2 separate regions of the Mus musculus genome follow, and region 2 is linked to region 1. The links are chromatin loops, found by intact Hi-C in ENCODE. Cell type or tissue: gastrocnemius. All regions are shown on one strand.

Region 1 (5,000 bases):
TTTCGGGATAGCATTGGAAATGTAAATGAGAAAAATACCTAATTTAAAAAAATTTAAAAAAAAAAGAAAAAGAAAAACTCAGGCTCATCAAAGAAAGAAACTGGAGTTGCTCAAGAGGCAGACAGATGAGAGAAAGAGAGAGAAGGGGCTGATCCAGAGGCGGGACAAGGTGAGAACTAAGTAACTTTAAAAGTGGCATTTAAGGTGGTCCTGTTGCTCAAAAGGTAGAGGGAAGGCAGAGGAAGGAGAGAAAGGACTGGGGACAGAAGAGGAGAGTCTGAAGTGGCCCTGTCTATCTCATGTCTACGCAGCATGAGGTGACAGAAACCTCTAACGGGGCCGTGTGACTATAGGAAGGGTTACCCTGTACTCTAAGAGCAGAGGTGACGGCTCCCCACAGCTATGCCTGCAAATCTACCCAATGGCTCCACTAAGCCTTGCCAGTGAACAGTGGTGAAAAGCGGATCCCGACAAGAACACCCTGTAACTACAGAACGCTGCCACAGAGGGCCACAGGAGATAAAGCCTCATCCTCTGGATCCACCCAACTTCCTGAAGGGAGGCCTCAGTAAGGGCTGATACCAGAGGCCCTCTGGGAGAGGACAGAGGACATGCTGAGAGCTGGGCTCCTCAGTACTCAGAGAGGAGCAGGCAGGAGGCCACCATCAAACTGGCCTGTAACCAAGTCAGCTCAGTGGGCCTCAGGGACTGACAGGGATGCCTCCACAGACACCCTTCGCTCCAAGTGTCTCTAGGGCCCTTCCTACCAACCTCTAGTCAGTAGAGGCAGAAGCAGACCGTCTCAGATCCAGGTATAGAGAGGGGGCCCTACAAAGCACACCTACCATTCCAGAAGGACACACACACACACACACACACACACACACACACACACACACACACAGGTACTTATGTTATCATTACAAGAAATAAAAAAACAACAAGCACAAAAATTGAGGAAGTGCAAGAGGCTGGGCTTTAGATCAGGTTGGAGAGTGCTTACCCAACATGCACTGCGATCTGGGTTTGATCTCTTGCATCACATAAACTGGGCATAGCAGCACACATCTGCAACTGCACTACTCCAGAGAGGCTCAGAGGTGCAAGGTTATCGTCTACATAACAAGGCGGAAGCCACAGTGCATACAAGAGACCCTATCTTAATCAATCGATCAGTCACTCAGAAATCAAATGAATGGTAGAATATTGGCTAAGGAAAGCCTGTGTGTAGGGCTGGAGAGATGCCTCCATGGTTAAGAGCACATACTGCCCTTGTGCCTGTATGACCTCAGGACCTGAGGTCAATCTAAGGTACCTGAGCCTGAGGGCCACAACCAATTATAACTCCAACCTCAAGTGATGCCATGCTCTGTACTGGCCTCCACAGGTACCCACACTCACACCAAATACCTCCATACAGACACACAGGTATACGTGTAGCTGATAGTAAAAAGAGAGCTAAAAGAAAAGTGTGAGCAGTTACATGATGCTTGTAATAACAATTAAAATAAAACTATAACAAAGAGCCTGTGCTTTGCTTCCCAACACACACTCATAAAGCTGGATTTAAAAAAAAAAAAAAGCTGGATTCCAACTCAGTCTAAGTTTGGTTTCTTAAAACTGGGCCTCCAGGCTTCTGCTGTTTGTTCTGTCTGTTGTTGTTTTGTTGGGTTGTTTGTATGTTTTAAGATGTCTGCACTGTGCACTGGGATCTCATAAGAAGCCCCTGCACTGAGTGCTTTCGCAGGTGAGAAGCTAAGGCCCTGGACCTTAAGAAGCCACAGCTTTGATCTAGTGACTTCTGACACAGGATTTATTTCAAGTCTTCCATCAGTAAATTTTAACTTGGACATGTGGTGTTGAATGTACATGCCGTTGTGTCAGCAGCTTCTCTTAGCACTGGGACAAGATGGATGGGAGAGACTTTCAGGAGAAAAGCATTCTGACATTGGCTTGTAGTTCCAGTCCATCATGTCAACCAGACCAGGAAAGTGGGAGCTAGACAGGAGCCATAGGCCAGCATAAGCTTCCAAGACCCAGCCCTGGTTGGGACATTTAAACCCATATACAGCAGGAACCCGCTGTTGAGAGTGAATGTGTCCACATAGGAAGGGTTTCTGGCTAAGTGCAAACATCTGTCACTGCCTTTGGAGGTTCTTTCCGAGACAGCTGCTCATTCGTTGTTTATTTTACAGTGCTTACCAGAGTGGAAAGCAGCAGATAGCTGGTGTCTAGGAGAAGCATACTGAAGGAGCACTTTAATGAAAAAGTTCTCAATCCGATTGGTTTTGTTTGTCTGTTTGTTTGTAATCAAGGACTTGCCCAGGCTAACCTTGAACTCACAATCCCTCCTCCTCTATGTCTCAGTGCTGGGATTGCAGGTGTGTAACACCATGTATAACTTGCCCAGGCTAGCCTTGAACTCACAATCCCTCCTCCTTTACGTCTCAGTGCTGGGATTGCAGGTGTGTAGCACCATGTGTAGCACCATGGCTCTGTGGTGATCAGTTTACTTTCCATACATTCCCATCCACTCTCACCTCCCCAACAGATTCATTGGGCTGCTGCATAGGAATAGAATGTCCCCAAAGTCCCTCAATCCTGGAGTCTTGTGAACGCCCCTGGAGGACAAGGACTGGGACATGTCCAGCTCCAGATACTCCCCACCCCCACCTGTCTCAGTAAACTGTTTGTGAACAACCTGGTGAAATGACCAAACACTCAAAAGTGCTTTTACACAAGTCTGATGATGTGAGTTCAAGTCCATTAACCCATGGCGAAAGCAGACTCTCCGGGCACATGGGACATGCATGCATTTGCTGCATGCATGCCGTGACATGTGTATCTTTCACACACATACACATAATGGATAATAGATAGAGAGAGAGGGACAGATGATACACAGACAGACAGACAGACAGACAGACAGACGGATGGGCAGTCAGACAGACAAACAGATAATAGGCTGATAGATGTATCTGTGGACTTGTACAGATAATAGACTGATAGATCTATCTGTGGACTTGTTTTTACTGTTTTACAGCATCAAGCTCACCAAGAGGCTGCCAGTGCATGCCTCTTTGCATATGATCCACTAGAGGGCAGCAATCCTCTAAAAATAGCCTTGTTCTCAACCTGCTGCCCTTCAAATTGAATTTTTTTTTTTAATTTGTATACAAATGAACAGGTTTCCTTTTGGTCATTTTCACACATGTTTATTTTGTTGTGAGACTTTCTTTGGCCCCTTCCTCTCCCCCATGTCCTAGCCCTTCTCCATAGCTTGTTCCCTTGTGTTCCCAGTATCCCCTTTTAACACTACAGGCATCCTCTGAAAGTTCCTTACACAGAGAATAAGAAAGGTGCAGTTTATTAAATTACTTCTATGCTCAGAGCCCTATGGTCAGCGCTGGTAGTTCAGTGCTTAACAGCTCTTTCCTTACCTAGACAAACAACAGCAACTACCACAAAGCAAACATCCCTCTGAATGTGAATGGCTACAAATCAGTGTCTGGGGAAAACACCCGCTCTCATTTCCCTTGGGAGCTGCCAGGCAAGGAATTCTCTGCCCTCAGCCTAGAGTCACAGATGACTTGGGCAGTAAGCACAGAGCTGCTCATCTGTCTGTTTGTCATTCACTCATTCATTCTTTCAAGCCCTGCTGGACAATCTGCTATGTATGCTGCATACCTGGTACCATGGTGGCCAGAGCAGTGCGTGCTGCTGGGACCCTCAGGCCAGTCCTCTGTGTGAGGAAAGCCTGCATCATCTTGTGCTGTCCAACCGGACATTACAGATTTAAAATATCGAGGGTTCTTTGTTTTGATATACTTTGGATTTTGTTTTCCTGTGTGTTTTCTTTTTGTTTGGGGTTTCTTTGTTGGTGGTCTTTTGTTTGGGGGATTTGGGGACTTGGGGGGGGGCATGTTGTATGTATGTTTATATGTGTGCATGTATGACTCGGTTGTGAGATTCTCAAGAGTGAACCTCAACTTTTTGAGGTTGTGACACATTTTCAAGCTGGCAGGTGGCCCGGCAGCTAAAGCACTTGTTGATCTTGCAAAGGTCCCAGGTTCAGTTTCTAGCATCCACATGGTGATTCACAACCATCTATAAACTCCAGTTCCAGGGGATCCAACACCATCTTCTGGCCTCCGAGGGCACTGCATGTCTGTAGAGTATAGACATACAAGCACTTAGAACACCCATGCACATACAATAAAATAAGTCTAAAAAAATGTTTAAGTTAGACATGCATTTATGCATTGGGAGAACCTATATTTACTTAGCCGTGAGTTTTTAGCTGGGTCCAAATGGGACCTCAGCCTAAATCTCCCTGCCTAAGAAAAGTAGGTTTCCAAAGAGCAGAAAACCAAGGCAACCTCCCAGTCCAGAACAGATGGTTTGTCACTAATTGAGAGAGAGAGAAAACAAACAAACAAACAAACAAACAAACAAAAACTAGGTTCCCAGAGTGGGATGATGGGGGAGGGGGGCGCATGCCTATGGTTAACTTTAGCAAACATCTAAAACTTGGGGAACTCACTCAGAGGTACAGCTCTTCCTGGCCCATGTGATGCAGAAAGGATTAAAGCCTTTTGTAGAGAACCTACCCTGGATGGCTGAGGCAGGTTCAAGTACCACACCCATACTTTCAGTATCTATAGTTATGCTCTAGTTTGAAAAGACATCTACTAGGTATGCAAACAAGAGTTGACACAGAAGGCTCTAGGAGCCCAGTCTGGCCTGCAAACACTTGGCTAGTGTAATGGTCAATCTGCATTATCAACTCGGTTAAGAAACTCCTAGATTAATGAAACATAGCTCTGAGAGTGTCAGTGAGGGTTTTTCTAGAGACCATGAAGGGGCAAAATACTCCTGAATCCTGGGCAGCAGCAAACTGGCTGGGACCCAGCCTGGGAAAAAAGGTGGGCAGGAAGTCCACTAGTGCGGGCTCCCCTCTGCCTCCCAGCTGCAGTGAGGGGTGTATCTCACCCCCAACT
Region 2 (5,000 bases), 160 kb after region 1:
GTAAGAAAACATAATGTAGTGGCTATTCCTGGTTGTCAACTTGACAATATTTGGAATGAACTACAATCCGGAATTGGAAGGCTCACCAGTGACCCTTATCTGGAGGCTTGGAGATCCTTATCTGGATCTTGGTTTGAAGATCTTGAGCCATAGTGGCTATGGATTCCAGAAGATTGAATCTCCGAGTTTAAGGAACACACCCTTAATCTGGGCTACGCCTTTCATCTGGGATTAAAGGTGTGGTGGAACACACCTTTAATCTGGGCTCCACCTTCTGCTGGAGACAATATAAGGACATTGGAAGAAGGGAGTCTAGCTCTTGCTCTTGCTCCTTCGCCTGCTTGCTGCGTGAGACTGAGTAACTGCTAGATCCTTGGACTTCCATTCACAGCTGCGACTGAACAATTGTTGGGAATTGGGCTGCCGACTGTAAGTAATCAATAAATTCCTTTACTATCTAGAGACTATCTATAAGTTCTGTGACTCTAGAGAACCCTGACTAATACACATAAGCTATATTCTCATGTGTGTAAGGGAATTCTCTTTCTTTCTTTTTTCTTCTTCTTTTATTTTTTGTTTCTTTTGTTTTTGTTTTGTTTTGTTTTTAGAGACAGGGTTTGTCTGTGTAGCCCTGGCTGTCCTGGAACTCACTCTGTAAACCACCTGGCCTCGAACTTACAGAGATCTGGTTGCCTCTGCTTCCTGTGTGCCGGAATTAAAGGAATACTGCTCCTCCTCCACCTCCACCACCACCACCCAGCCTCACACACTGAATTTTCTCACTTGGTCCTATATATTCTGTGAACTAAAGACTAATGGTATTTCTTTTTTTGTTTGTTTTTTTTGTTGTTGTTGTTTTTTATGTTTTTGTTTTTTTTGTTGTTGTTTTTTTCTAGTCAGGGTTTCTCTGTATAGCCCTGGCTGTCCTGGAGCTCACTTTGTAGACCAGGCTGGCTTCGAACTCAGAAATCCGCCTGCCTCTGCCTCCCGAGTGCTGGGATTAAAGGCATGCGCCACCACGCCCAGCTGACTAATGGTATTTCTGTTTACTAATGAGTTATAGGATGGATAAATCATTATCCCCAAGGCTCCAGTGCTGTAGGCAGCACAGCAGGAGTGTGATCTTGTTAAATTCTAAGACTGAAGTATTATCTATTAATAAGGTAGTAATGTGAAAATGTCTCATTGTCTGCTTGTTTGCTTCACTTTGACATGTTTAATGTGATGGTTGGTGCTTTGGGGAAAACGTTACTAATTTTAAGTGTGATATGGAATGACTAATGATACAAATTAAGTAGTTTGTAGGAAGTAGTTTGGGAATTGAACAATCTTGTTTGCCTTTTTTCCTATTGCTCTTCATTTAGTTTATTTTTACAGTAGGAGCCTTTCATTCACCTCCATTAGACTGTATGTGGATGCACACAGGGGCGCAGAGGAGGCCAATCAGCTATCCTCAATCACTCCCTGCCTTCTTCCATCTCTCCCAAACCTGAAACTCAAGTCTTATTTAACTAGTGAATATTGCCGTGCTGAGAATGAGAAAAAGCCCCTCCTTCCCTACTTACCAGACAAGGACTGCTATAAAAAGACTTAAAAATATATATGCTTCAAGAGAGACTGTGGGCTTATTCTCAGATAGAGATGATAGACAGACAGACAGACATAGCGAGACACATGATAGATTATCACCATCACAGAGAGATGGGAACTCTTACAACAGTTGGGGGAAGTTCTTGCTTGTATCTCATGTCCCACTTGTGTGCTGGTCCATTTCTGAAAAGGGAAGTGGGCATCTCTATTACATAGTTCATTAAAATTTGTATTACATTTTTCTGAGTGTGTGTGTGTGTGTCTGTTTGTAGCATGTGGAAGTCAGAAGACAACTATCCAGAGTCAGTTCGGCCACCCACCATGTGAGTTCCAGCCTGGCAATATGAGCCTGTATGCACTGGGTCATCACACCCACCCAGGGGCTGGTTTATAGCAATGGTTAGCTGTCCTTGAGACTAGCCGTTTCGGGCGAGGAGTGGGGAGGGTGCATGGACTATAAAGAATTTGGCTTTGAATATTTGATTAAGACATCACAAGTCTCTGGGCCAGACTCCAAGAGCTCAAAGTCTGTTGATAAAGTGTGAGGGTTTTGCTTTTATTTTTGGCTTTGTTGTCTCTGCAAATACGACAGTTGCTCCCAGAGGCAGTTGCTGGGGGTCATCTCTACTCTGGGGAAGTTTCTCAGCAGTCTCTACTCTGGAGTTCCCCTGCAGAATTGGCTGCATTTTGCAGGGTTGTTTGCGAACAGGCATGTAAGGGGAGCCAGTCCCAGCAATGCTGAAACCTGCTGTCCCTGTAGAACACTGGTGGGTAAAATGCTCCTGCAGCCTCCTGCACACAGAACCTGCCTCCCCAGACGTCCATCACAACTCTGAGTGTAGCTCTGTCAAGTCCTTTAGAACTGACATTTCTGGGCCCCCAAAACTGTGAGTCAACACTTCCCAGATTCCACAGGAGTCAGTCTCTGCCTCCTTCAGTCACAGTTACAATGTCTCGGGTCTGTAGCACCACCTGGTGGTAAAAACACCTGTTGAAGAAACGGTTTCGCCATGCGTCCAGCTACATCTATTAATTTTTTTTAAATAAAAATTTCAATTTCAGAAAAATCCCCCTATAAAATGGCTACATTCAAATATGTGATTACATTTGAGGTTACACTAGAAGTCAAAATGTTAAAGTGATGTCTTGCAGGGGCTTTCCAGACAACTCAGTAGTTAAGCACACTTGCTGCTTTTGCAGAGGACCCAAGTTTGGTTCCCAGTTAGACATTCTACCCACGTGGCAATGTATAATTCCATCTGTACACCATCTATATAATTCCAGCTCTAGGAGATCCAATGCCCTCTTCAAGTCTTCATGTACAGCAAACCCCTTAAAAACAAACAAACACAAAACAAAACAAAACCCCCCAACACTTTGTACAGCATCACTTTTGAACCTAGGATTCTAATCATAACAGTCATCAATAAAATACTACTGGGATTTTTTTTTCTTAAACTATCAAGAAGGCTGGAGAGTTGGCCTCGTGGCCTAGGAGCACTTGCTGCTCTTGTAGAGGACTCTGGTTTGGTACTCTGCACCCATATGATGGCTCCAATTCCAGGAGGTCTGATGACCTCTTCAGGATCTAAGGGTACCAGGCACGCACATGATGCACAAGATACATACATATGCACAAGAATATACACACATAAAATAAATAAACTATAAAAAAACTACCTAAAACAATGATGTTTTATTTTATCAACTTTCTCTACCATATTCAAATTACCCCTAGGTATGTGAACAAGAACATAAATAATAGTTGTGTGTGTGAACTTCTATACAGAATATATGTGTGTATGAATTTGTAGAGACTAGTGGAGAACCTTGGGGGTCTTCCTCTATTGGTTTCCACCTTCATTTTTTGAGATAGGATCTTACACCAAACTTGAAGCTTGCCATTACAGCTAGACTGGCTGGCCAGGGAGCCCTCAGGATCCACCTGTGTCTACCCCCAAATGTGCAGGTTGCACGCATGCATGGCTCTCTGACTTTTTCCTTGGGTGTAAGAGATTTGAACTCAGATCCTCTTACTTTTACAAAAAGTTTATTTATACACTGAGATATCACACCAGCCTGATAGTATCGTGTTTAAACCCAGATAATTTTATTAAGTATCTATACTTATGCTTGTGTAGATACATGATTGAATTATTAATTGAATTCTTTACTAAATGCTTCCTATTAATAGAAACAAAAGGATTTGGGGCAATGACACTAGTAGATCAACATTGTAATAACACAGGCTAGATTCTCCTGTGGAACTAAAATCAGCACAAAAGTATGAGGAGAACAGGGCCTTTACATATCTTCAAGGTAATTCATTTAATATTTGTTCATGACAAATGCAAAGATGGTAACTTTGAGTAACATGAGTTACCAGCCCTAAGGAAATGGAGTCACTAGATTTAGGGCAGATCAGCTGAGGGTATGTGGGCATGCTACTTCTGTGGCATTCCTACCTAAAGCACATAACCTCAAGAAAGTGATTAGAAATTAGATAAACACAAAATGCCTATTTGGTCATCAGCAGGAAAGTCCTAGAAGAAACTAGACACGACATGTAAATGCGGCGTGATTCAGGTACAGACAAAGAATTTTAGTGGGGAGACAGGATAACTCAGGGGAATCTTTCGTTTACATGATAATGCTGTGCCGACTTTGGCTTCTATAACTGTATTGTGGTGACATAAGATGCTTGCTGGCTGCTTCTTGACTGAGAGCTTCCTGTTTCAGCAATGTAATCTATCTCTCCATTCAACCTTAGGATGCTATAGATGCCAGATAAGAGATGGTTTCTGATTACAACGCAGAAAAACTGGAAATGACCAAACAACAAAACAACAAAAATTCCCCAAACCAAACCAACAAAACCTGTCTCAGTGGTACTTTTGAGTAAAGCGGAAATACAGTCAAAAGGAAACCCAGAAAGAGTATGAGAGTGACCCCTGACCTCTGGCTTCTGGGCACTGTATAAGTTAGAAAAAAAAAAAAAACAACCCTTAAACAGAATGCAAGCCAGGTTCTGCTGAACCATGACATTGAGCCATGACGTTGAGCCTAGTTGTCCAGAGTGGGAAGCTCAAAGAAACTAAGGCCAATGCTGATAGCTATGGAAGGAAAAATATTTCTCTTCTCCACGGGGGACAAATAAGTGTGGATTTTCGCTTGAAATCAGCATGAAAGCTATTTAGTAGAGTTCTCCATAACAGGAGTGTTATAAAAAATTGCTCTGAACTTAATATTTTTCTTAAAGATATATTTATTTTATGTATGTGAGTCCATTGTGGTTCTCCTTGGACACACCAGAAGAGGGCATCGGGTCCTATTACAGATAGTTGTGAGCCACCATGTGGCTGCTGGGTATTGAACTTAGGACCGCTGGAAGAACAGCCAGTGCTCTTAAC

The links. Peaks named below come from ENCODE experiments on the same cell type or tissue, not always from the same donor. Only the 100,000 strongest peaks of a DNase experiment are listed, where the experiment ranks them.
Region 2: a loop joins it to region 1, with 11 times the contacts of the local background. A loop is called at or near these places in 41 of 42 quality-filtered maps.

What each region holds. Positions count from the first base shown.
Region 1 is chr13:92,739,110-92,744,109 of GRCm38, reverse strand. No RefSeq gene overlaps it. Among named protein-coding and RNA genes, the nearest start is that of Gm41018, 34 kb to the right of the region's middle. In gastrocnemius, a CTCF peak has its summit at 3,087 (motif pointing right); a DNase peak (open chromatin) is centred at 3,081.
Region 2 is chr13:92,577,962-92,582,961 of GRCm38, reverse strand. No RefSeq gene overlaps it. Among named protein-coding and RNA genes, the nearest start is that of Spz1, 4.2 kb to the right of the region's middle. In gastrocnemius, no CTCF peak of the experiment used is centred here; DNase peaks (open chromatin) are centred at 2,010 and 2,542.